Linked DNA regions of Homo sapiens: region 1 is linked to region 2. The links are chromatin contacts, found by Hi-C or POLR2A ChIA-PET in ENCODE. All regions are on one chromosome and are shown on one strand. The core of a region is the stretch at or near the end of the contact, and the rest is flanking DNA. Distances in the headings are between cores, read along the strand shown.

What was found. A loop is a pair of places that touch in the nucleus more often than their neighbours do. ChIA-PET counts read pairs that join two places held with the same protein, here RNA polymerase II (POLR2A). Pooled maps may share reads with other maps.
Region 1: a map of A673 shows a loop between it and region 2 (3-fold over the local background). The contact joins two enhancer-like sites. A Hi-C loop is called at or near these places in 2 of 168 maps with a recorded cell type or tissue (A673 and Right ventricle myocardium inferior) and 3 of 50 pooled maps. POLR2A ChIA-PET finds 5 or more read pairs at or near these places in 1 of 52 experiments (activated CD8-positive, alpha-beta memory T cell).

Annotation. Positions count from the first base shown.
Region 1 is chr22:44,355,626-44,361,031 of GRCh38, forward strand. No RefSeq gene overlaps it. Among named protein-coding and RNA genes, the nearest start is that of SHISAL1, 45 kb to the left of the region's middle. Within about 2 kb of position 2,488, at least 6 of the 41 ENCODE cell types and tissues checked have a DNase peak (open chromatin) inside an H3K27ac peak, as active enhancers do.
Region 2 is chr22:43,990,136-43,995,308 of GRCh38, forward strand. SAMM50 (SAMM50 sorting and assembly machinery component) reads left to right here. Exons shown (of 15, transcript NM_015380.5): 14 at 130-271. Among named protein-coding and RNA genes, the nearest start is that of PARVB, 32 kb to the right of the region's middle. Within about 2 kb of position 3,181, at least 2 of the 41 ENCODE cell types and tissues checked have a DNase peak (open chromatin) inside an H3K27ac peak, as active enhancers do.

The DNA.
Region 1 (5,406 bases), core at 1,238-3,737, 360 kb after region 2:
CCTGAGGCATTCATTGCCATCTGTTAGATTATACACGTGCTTGCTTATGTGCAAGGAGTGAACGGATTCTGTTCTTTAGAAGATGGGGAGGGAGGCTCGAATCTGCAGGCCAAGGAATGCAGAGGGGCAAGGACATCCTAGGTTTCTGATTTGAGGATCTAGCTGGGGGTGGAGCCATTTGCTTCAATGGGGCACTGAGGCGACACTTCCCTGAGAAGCTTCTGGTCTCCCCACTTGCATTGCTGCCCACAGTGGCCCCCATCGGCCCCCTCTGTAGCAGCTAACCCATTGCCAGTACCAAGCAGTGCTTGGCCGGGCCCCACTGATTCTGTGGCTGGCTCAGCTCACTTGCAGCCCCCTGGATACTGCCCTGAACTTACTATTAGGGGCTGAACTGTGCCCCCACCCTTCATATGTTGATGTTCTAAACCCCCATCCCTCAGAATGTGACTTTATTTGGAAATAGGATTGTTGCAGCAATAATTAGTTAAGATAAGGTCGTACTGGAGTGTGCTCTAATTCAGTATGACTGTGTCCTTATAAAAAAGGGAAATTTGAGTCCAGGCGCAATGGATCATGCCTGTAATTTCAGCATTTGGTGAGGCCAAGGCAGGAGGATAACTTGAGTCCAGGAGTTTGAGACCAGCCTGGGTAAAATAGTGAGACCCTCATCTCTACAAAAGTAAAAGTAAAAATATTAGCTGGGCATGGTGGTGCATGCCTGTAGTTCCAGCTACTGGGGAGGCTGAGGTGGGAGGATCATTTGAGCCCAGGAAGTTGAGGCTGCAGTGAACCTTGATCCAGCCACTGCACTCCACTCCAGCTTGGGCAACAGAGCAAGACCCTGTCTCAAAAAAAAAAAAAAAAAAAAAAGAGTGGGGCAGGCGGACCTTGAAGACAGGAAAAACACCACATGAAGAAGGGGAGGCAGAGATTGGGATGATGCATCTACAAGCCACAGAATGCCAAAGATTGCCAGCCAAACCCCAGAAACCAGGAGAGAGGCCTGGAACAGACCTTTCCCTTGGAGTCCTCAGAAAAACTAACCTGCTGACACCTTAATCTTGGACTTCCAGCCTCTAGAACTGTGAAGGAATACATTTACATTGTTTTGTTTGTTTGTTTTTTGTTTTTGAGACGGAGTCTCACTCCATCACCCAGGCTGGAGTGCAGTGGCGTGATCTCAGCTCACTGCAACCTCCACCTCCCGGGTTCAAGTGATTCTCCTGCCTCAGCCTCCCAAGTAGCTGGGATTACAGTCATGCACCACCACACCTGGCTACTTTTTTGTATTTTTAGTAGAGGCGGGGTTTCACCATGTTGGCCAGGCTGGTCTCGAACTCCTGACCTCAGGTGATCCACCTGCCTCGGCCTCCCAAAGTGCTGGGATTATAGGCGTGAGCCACCGCATCCAGCCCATTTCCATCACTTGAGCCACTCAGTCTGCGAAACTTCGTTAGGACAGCCCTAATGTCATTGCCAAGCACAAACTGGCCAGTCCCCAGCCCTCACCCTGTGCCCTCCGCTGTTCTGACCTGTCTCATTTGCCAGTGGAACCTTCATTCCTCAAATAAGGAGTCGCTTCTCTGAGTCTCCAGTTGATCACTTGAAAAATTAGGATAATAATACCCACCTCCTACGGCTGTCACGCTCCTTCAATAAAATATGACAGAAAATGCACCTGGTTTGTAGCGATGCTCAGTAATTGCTGGCGGCAGTAATGTGACAGTTATTTTTACTGTTGTTTTTATGAATCGTGTTATTTTAATTAGCTGTCAGTTTCCAGGTCTGAGCTGGCCATCCTGGAGATAAAAGAGCCTCGTGGTTAGGGGCTCTGCTCACCACTATGTGCAGGGGAGGAGGCCACCTTGAGGATAAGGGAAAGATCTGCATGCATTGTGCAGACATTCACTCATTCACCACTTGTTGCTGCCTCTGTGCCCACACAATACCATGTCTGCCCCAAGGACGCAGCTACATTAAAAGCAATTGCAATGCTGCACGATCAGGGCTCTGAACTCGGGGACTTCGGGGGTCCAGAGGGCACCTGGCCCAGCCTGGAATAAGGTGGCATGTGCAGGAAGGCTTCTTGGAGCACGTGGCTTTTGAAATAAACATAAAAGGAAGAGAATCCAAGCTTCTGGGCTCCCAGCTTATTTGCTGTGTGACCTCGGGCCAGCCCCTTGCCTTCTCTGAGCCTCCTGAAATGAAAAACCAGGAGCAAGAGTTCACAGGCCACCAAGGCCTGCCCCCAGGAGAGACTCAGAGTTGTCACATCAGTTGAGCCTCAGGGTCCCCAGACTGTGCTGTCAAAGCCAGCTGAAGTAAAGATACTGGTTCCCCTGCAAGGGAGTCAGGCGGGTCATGCTTACATTCCAGCCAGCTCCCAAAGCTACATGCGTGAGGATAAGAAAAGAAACTCCAACAAACATCTGAAACATTTCACGGCTCCCTGCCCCGCTGTTCCAGTTGGAGAGAAAACAGAACGCTGAGCCAGTCTCGCTGACGACCCACACGCTGCCGCGGCCGAGCCTGGACCATCCAATGGCATCCTGGTTCTTTTCATTCAATTTAGTCTCTGCGGTTGGCCACCTGCCTGTCCTTTTGAGCACTGAACTCGAGGGATAAATGGGGAAGCTGGAGCTGGGCAGATGTCACCGTTTCTGGGAGTTGCCGCTCGCTCACCACCTGGGATTTTGTTTTCCCCGTTGGAAGACAGAATATCCCAGCAACGTGCAATCCTTCTTTGCTGGCAGGTTTAAGGCCTCTTGTAAACAAGAGCCAAAGAAGGAGAGAGAAACACACTTTTGCCGTGTGCCTGTTCTGAGCCAGGCTCTGTGCGGCGCCTGATATCCTTTCAATCCTCTGTACCTATTTTACGAATAAGAAACGAAGAGGCAGGGAGCTGAGAGAGCCCCCTTGGGAGGTGAAATTATCACTTGGAATGTCAAGCTTGCTCTAAACCAGGACATGGACTGAGATTTCAGGGCTGAGCAGTTTCGGGGGGATGGTTAAGCTGGTGGAGGGCTAAGGGGTATGTGTTAAAGAGAAAAATTGCACCTGACCCGTGTTTAAAAATGGCAAAGAAGACTTTACCAAAGATGATTGTAACAGCGAACAGAGTTTGAACTCAACCTTGAAGACAGGAAGGACAGCTGGAAATTTATGGCCAAGGAGCAGAGTGAGGGGCAGTGGATGGAAAATTACTCAGAAGGACTAGATTTGACATCAAGGGTAGAGGACTTCCTGCTACCCAGGCCCGGTGGGATTCTTGCTAAAGGGACAAGGACTTAACGATCAAGAGTGGGAGAGAGGAACTTGATCTGAGATCAAGGGTGGGGGATTCTCTCCCTGAACTGACTTAGCGGGATTCTTTGCCAGCCAAGGTCAAGGCCTGTGCCAGAAGAGGGCTCAGAGACACCTGGCTAAAGTTTGGTCGAGGACGGCGCTCTGTCACGTGGAGGGGGAGACACTTAGGAGCAGGAGGTTGCGCACCACAGTGTGAATGTCCAAGTCTCCCCAGGGACGTGGCAGGGCTTCGAGGTATCCTAGGAGGTGGTGAGGGGCCGGGACAAATGCCCAGAGCCAGGGGGAGGTGGCGGGGGCACGCTGAGGATCCAGCAGGTACTGGACCCAGAGGTCTGGGGACCCCAGTGTGTGTGACAGACCCGAGGTTCTCAGTCGAAGTTTGGGGTCAGCAGGGGAGGAAAGAGATGCTGAATTAGGTTGGCAGGGTGAGGGCGGCAAAGGGCTCAGTGCTGGGTGTTGCTGAGGCAGTGGCTCAGGCCCCCTTGGTGTCCAGAAGGCATCCTCTGGGTGTCCATCAGGGACAGTACCAGTCCTCCGCTGTAACTGTGTGCACCTTAATGGGAGCCATCTCCCCAGTTTCTTGCTAACAGAACACAGATTTGGTTAGGCGGCAATGTGCCTAGGCCCAGAGGGACCCCAGGATGAGCACCCTGGATGAGGGGTAGACCACACGTGTGGGGACATGCGTGTTACCTGGGCCCCCACCTGCGGTCCAGCAGACCTTGGTGAGGTTGGTGCTTGGGACTCCTCAGCTGCAGAGCTGAGTCCCAGTTCAGCCGCTTCCTGGTGGGGTGAACTCAGCCCTTGCTCAACTCAGCTTCCTAATCCTGAAAACAGGTAGTGAGGACACTTACTCCCCAGAGAGAGTCATGAGGATTTCATGGGCCCAAGCTCGGCCCATGGGGTTAGCGATGATGGCATGCTGCGGGGCTAGCTGGAGAGGAGCCATCCTCCCCATGGGGCTGCATGGGCGTGTGTGCAAAGGGCCAGGGGCAGGCTGGCTGAGGCAGCCTTCAAAGCTATCCGCTGGCCGGGTACAGTGGCTCACACCTGTAATCACAGAACTTTTGGGGGACAAGGAGGGCGGATCACAAGGTCAAGAGATCGAGACTATCCTGGCCAACATGGTGAAACCCCATCTCTATTAAAAATACAAAAAGTAGCTGGGCATGGTGGTGTAAGCCCGTAGTCCCAGCTACTTGGGAAGCTGAGGCAGGAGAATCTCTTGAATCCAGGAGGTTGCAGTGAGCCGAGATCGTGCCACTGCACCCCAGCCTGGCGACAGAAGAAGACTCCGTCGCAAAAAAAAAGCTACCCTGCTTTGCAAAAGCTCTCTCACCTTGGCTCCTGCCAATCCCCTCACTGCCTGCAGGACACAGGCTTCCCCCAAGCCTATTCTCATTCCACAGATGAAGAAACCAAGAAAGCGAGGCTCAGAGAGGCAAAGCAGCCCACTTAAGTCTGGCAGCCGGTGAGGAGTACAATGGAGACGCAAGTGTGGGCCTTGCCCTGCCCCACCCGGGGCTGCAGCAGGGTGGGCTGGGAAGGGATTTCTGAGACTGAGAACGGCGTAGGCAAAGGCTCAGAGGCAGGAAGGGGCCTGGAAACCCAGGGCACGCGAATGTTGGGTAGCATGGTGCCGAGCTGGGAAAGGCGCCTCTGGGGAGAGCAGGTCATGCCCAGACTGTGGCCCAGGGTTTCTGTAAATGGAGCTTCGCACAGTAGGCCCACGGCAGCCAGTGTAATTTGGAGAGAAAATTCCAACCGGATGAAAACAAATGTTCTTTGCTACTGCAGCTCCCTGCCCTGCAGGCCATCTCAGGCTGTTACAGCTGGCGGCCGGCTGGAGACTGCGAGCGGCAAGGAATTCGGAGCCAGGGCCAGGGCAGTGCTTCATTCCAGTGGAAACGTGTGCTAGCTGCGGATTTCTGGGTGGTGTGGTATGGGCTGGAGCCGGCTGGCATGGATGGAGGCACGCAAGGACGTGTGGGGGCTAGATCTGTCCCCCCAGGAATCCCACCAGCTTCCGTCATGACTCAGTTCTGGGACAGCCGAGGGCTTAGGAATTGGCTTGGGCTTTGCAGAGCAGACGTGGAA
Region 2 (5,173 bases), core at 1,931-4,430:
TAATCTCTAGGCCTGGCTTTAAAAACAACTGCAGGGCCCAGCCAGGGGGAGCCAGGGCTTGTCTGGGAGAGCTGGGAGAGCTTGGAAGGACGGGCACGCACTGTTGCTCACAGGTCTTTCTCTTTTCAGGGGAGGGCCCCAAAGCTCATATTCGTAAGCTGGCTGAGTGCATCCGCTGGTCGTACGGGGCCGGGATTGTCCTCAGGCTTGGCAACATCGCTCGGTTGGAACTTAATTACTGCGTCCCCATGGGAGTACAGACAGGCGACAGGTACGTGTTGGGAATTATTTTCCACAATCACATCCCACTCTCCAGTAATTTTATTTTGTTTTGGACGTGGTTAATTTCATTAGTGGCTTTTAAGCTTGAAGATTTTAAGAGAATTAAATAGTTGCAAAATAATGAAAACACATGTATTTTCCTCCTTTGCGTTTTTCTCCATCTAGCTGGGAGGAGCAGGTGTGAAGCGTTCCCACCCCCTCCCTCAGGTGCTTTGTGCTTATTGTTCCCAGGGTAGTGGGAGCCCCTGCCAGGGTCTGGCTGGAGGAATTGACAGGTGATTTGGTTCCTGTGTGCTGAAAACAGAAGGCAGTGTTTTGAGCAGTTGACTTTGCAGGCCAGGGTCTCTAGGAAAGTTGGGGTGAGTGAAGCTTTGTTCCTGACCACAGAGGACACGATCTTGAGAACCCCTCTCTCTACAGCAGAGGAACCCACCTTCTTGGCTTTTCTTCACCCCTTATTTTATTGAGGAAAGATTCCCTAAATGTTACATGGGTGAATATGGTATAGGGCTAGTTACACAGTTATATAAACAAATTCTATTTCTTACATGCATTGTGTAAAATTTTTTTTTTTTTTGAGACAGACTCTCATTCTGTCGCCCAGGCTGGTGTGCAATAGCACGATCTTGGCTCACTGCAACCTCTGCCTCCCAGGTTCAAGAGATTCTCCTGCCTCAGCCTCCTGAGTAGTTGGGATTACAGGCATGCGTCACCACACCCGGCTAATTTTTTGTATATTTAGTAGAGACAGGGTTTCACCATGTTGGTCAGGGTGGTGTCAAACTCCTGACCTCGTGATCTGCCTGCCTCAGCCTCCCAAAGTGCTGGGATTATAGGCATGAGCCACCACGCCCGGCATTTTTTTTTTTTTTTTTTTTTGAGACTCGGTCTTTCTCTGTCACCCAGCTGGAGTACAATGGCCTGACCATGGCTCACTGCAGCCTTGACCTCCTGGGCTCAAGTGATCCCCCTGCCTCAGCCTCCCAAGTAGCTGGGACTACACACCAGGCTAATTTTTGTATTTTTTGTAGAGACAGGGTTTTACCACATTGCCCACCCAGGCTGGTCTTGAATTCCTGGGCTCAAGCCATCTGCCCGCATTGGCCTCCCAAAGTACTGGGATTACAGGTATGAGCCACCGCACCCAGCTGCGTTGTGTAAATTTTAAGAGATTCAGACGTGTTTTCATTATAGTGTATCTCGGTCAGCTCAGGCTGCCATCACAAAATACCATGGAGTATTTAAGAGTGACTTAAACAACAGATGTTCATACTCTGCCAGTTCTGGAGGTTGGAAAGTCCAAGATCAGGGTGCTGGCAGATTTGGTTGCTGTTGGGTTCTCTTCTTGGCTCGCAGATGGCAGCCTTGCCACTGTGTCCTCACTTGGAGGAGGAAGAGTGCAGGCCAGTGCCCCGATGCCTCTTCTTATGCGGCCCCTAATTCCATCACGAGGGCCCCATCTTCGTTACCTCGTCTGCACCTCAGCACCTCCCAAAGGCCTGCCTCCAGGTATCAACACCATCCTGTCAGGGTTAGGGCTTCAGCATGTGAATCTTGTGGGGACATGAATGTTCAGTCCACAACAGTGTTCATACTGTCTCTTATTTTTGTATATGCATTCACAGCACCCCAGCCTGTTTTTTCTCTTCATTTTTGTGTCTACCTTTATGTTGCCACCAAATGGTGGTGCTGTTGGAGGCTTAACCCGGTTTCAAATAGGTTGTAGTTTGTGCCAGTTGAAGGAAATGCTGTATCATTTTTACTCTCTCCGTCTTCCGCATCAGCATGTAGGGGATGGTGCTTTGTAAAGGGGAGCCGCATTCGCAAGTGTTTCTGAGCATCGCCTCTCAGGTGCAGTCTGCGTCTGTCATTCAGGTCCTTTACGGTTATTGCTTCAGCGGAATCTGCTCCTTACACTCTTGCCAGAAGGCCCTTCAGCATCTGCTCCGCGTCTGGGGACACGGCAGGGGCTGCCAGGCTGCTGCGGCTCCCTACTGATGACAGGGCCTTCAGAGATGGCGGCGGCTGCTCCCACAACCGCCAGCTCCCATTCCCCTCCACGCCTCTCCTGTTCTCCACACAAAGCCCAAGCTGGAAAGGGTGTAGTCACGCAGGCTGCATGCATGTGTGCCTGGGGGCCCAGCTACCCGGGCTTGGGGCCCAGCTTGGCCACTCTGTGTGACTGTGTGGCCCGGGGTGAGTCACAAAACCTCTCTGGGTGTCCATTTTCATGCCCAGAGGATGGACGATCATGATGGTGACTGTTGCAGTTTGGAGAACTCAGTGAGTTACTGCATGCAGAGCCCTTGGCGCACCGCCTGGCCTGGGGTTGGGAAGTGGTTATTTTTCCTGGGCTGCTCTGCTGCTGATACACCCGGCGTGGCCAGCCCCTCACACAAGGGAACAGGTTCCTGTGGGAGGTGTTGCCCCTCCCCCTCCACATCATCTCAGCTAACAGTTTGTGACAAGCCATAGATGGGATGATGCATCCTGATTTTGGAGATAATAAAGTGAAAAAGTGGGCACCTTTTTCCAGAGCGAGACTGCATCAGATAACTCCACGCCGTTACTGTCTTCAGCAGACCAGGCTGGTTTTGCAAGTTTCTTTCTATGAAGCCCTTATTCCCTCTGCAGTTGGGAGTGTTGGGCTCCCTGGCCTAACAGCCAGGTTCTCATTTGAATCCTTGCAGGTAGCCCCAGAGGCGCTGTGACGCTGCTGCACCAACACCTAGCTTAAGTGGGTGGTTTTGAGTGGTTGACTGCAGGCCCGGGGCTGGAGGGGCGTTGGAGCGAGGGAAGCTTTAGATACCGCTCTCTGACACAGTCCCTGCTGCTCTGGGACCCGCCACTGTGCACGTCTCGGGCAGGGAGGGTCTGGGCAGCCCACGCTGCCATCACCACCATTGCAGTGCTCTTTGTAGCCACTGGGTGTCAGTGTGCCCTGAGAAGTCAACGCGGCTTTTAGGAGCTCTGTTGAATTGACCCTTTCTGAAATAATTTTCATATGAAGTGGTTACATTTACCTTTCAGCTTTACTTCCGTCTCTTCAGGTTAAATCTAAAAAACACGTTTCAGAGATTAATTTCAAAATATGGTTTATTCCGGGAGGAAGCAGCATCCTAAGCACGTGACATTTAAAGACCAGGCTATAAGGAAGTGCCTCTGCCCCCAGGCCAGGTGGCAGCTGTTCAGATGTTTATTATGGACAGTGAGCTCTGAACGGGGTCAGCCTGGCACCCCGAGTGTGGAAGACATTTTCGCTCAGTGTGAGGCCTTGTTTGAGGTTGGTCATCAATATTGGAATTTCGTGAAGTTGGAGTGAGGTTGCCAGATTTAATCTTCATTTCTAAAATTTGGTAGCTGGCAGGATGGGGTATCGTGTGTGTAGAAATTATCCACAGGTTTCCCCCATAACTGAGGCAGGCACACTGTAAATAGGACTTCAGACATTCACAAAGAAGGAAACAGTTTTGAGATGTTTGCTTACTGTTATGTCGCAAGTGATTTGTGGCACCACTGTCTCTGGGATCTAACAGCATTCTGTCAGTTTGTGTCTTAGGAGTCCGGTCTCTGGAGACACAGGGCTGAATCAGGCAGGCTCGCTTGGGAGAGCAGCTCACAGTTAGCAGCAGGAAGACAAGAAAGTGGATCATCTTGGTTGTTGGGGAGGGTGCTGAGAGGGCCCCCTGGAGCAGGTCCCTGAGCTGAATCTTCCTAGAGGACAGACAGCCAGGTGCTTGCAGAAGACACGCAGGGACAGTGGTCCTGGCTAACAAAGGCAGGAGCAAAGCTGTGCAGGTGTGCGCTGTCGGCGGGCACCGGGCAGAACCGCGTCCTACAGGAACAGAAGGGGGAGTGGGGAGGTCCAGGCCCTGAGCTCCCACGCCTTTGCCTTCCAGCCCCGCTGACCTTTTTCCCCTTGGGTATATGCCAGGGTCTTTGAGCTCAGGACTTCATCTGCCTTGTTCACCGCTGAGGTCCCCATGACTACAACTGCACCTGGTGTTGGAAGTGAGAGCCAGGTGGAGAGGCTCCTGGCGTGTGGTGGGAGGTGGGGTGCAAGGCGCCAAGGGTGCTGTTGGCATGACCTTCCTAAAGCACCCCATGCTGGGTGCTTCCTGGCCTCCAGCCTCAGAGTCCAAGTTCGTCAGAAGCCTTTGAACATCAGACTCCAAGACCCTGTGCCGGCAGTGGCAGTGCTGGGTGAGAAGAAGGTGGGAGATGACCAGGAGCCCTGCACCAAGACAGCGGCCGTGAGGGAGGGAGAGAGCGTGGGGTGCACAGCAGAAGGTGGATGTTTGGGGCTGTCTGGAGGATGCCAAGGCTGGCTTGCCCCTGGTCTGGTGGAACTTCGCAGCGCTGCTTTGAATGTTTGCAGTGGGTATTTTGTTCTGTGACATGTTTATGTGGTCTCTGAGCATAAACCTATGCTTGTGAAGTTGTTTAATCTGTTTGTTTGTACTTAGAGTGACAGGCCTTTATTAGAATGCTTGCTTGTTTTCTGAATTACATATGCCAAGAGCTTGACTTCCTTTTTAGCTCCTAGCTTATGTTCAGGCATTTTTCTAAGTAGCGAATGTAGGTATAGACTAGTTTGAAGGAGCTGAGAGTGTACAATCTAAAAACAGATCTGAACACAACTAAATGGTACAAATGCAGCCCGGGTTTTGATGTGGATTCTGGTGTTTTAAGGCCATGGATGTGGCTTACTGTAATCTTGAAGGGGCTGCAGTCCTGGCTTCTGGTGAGAGGACTGCAGTGCCGGGGCTGGTTAATAAGCACCCTTCATCCTGCAGGAGGCCGGCGCAGCATTTGTGAGTATCTGTGTTGAATCTCTTCGTGGATCAGATATTGTGTCTTCTTGCTCAGAGTCAGGTTGGAAAAGGAAAAC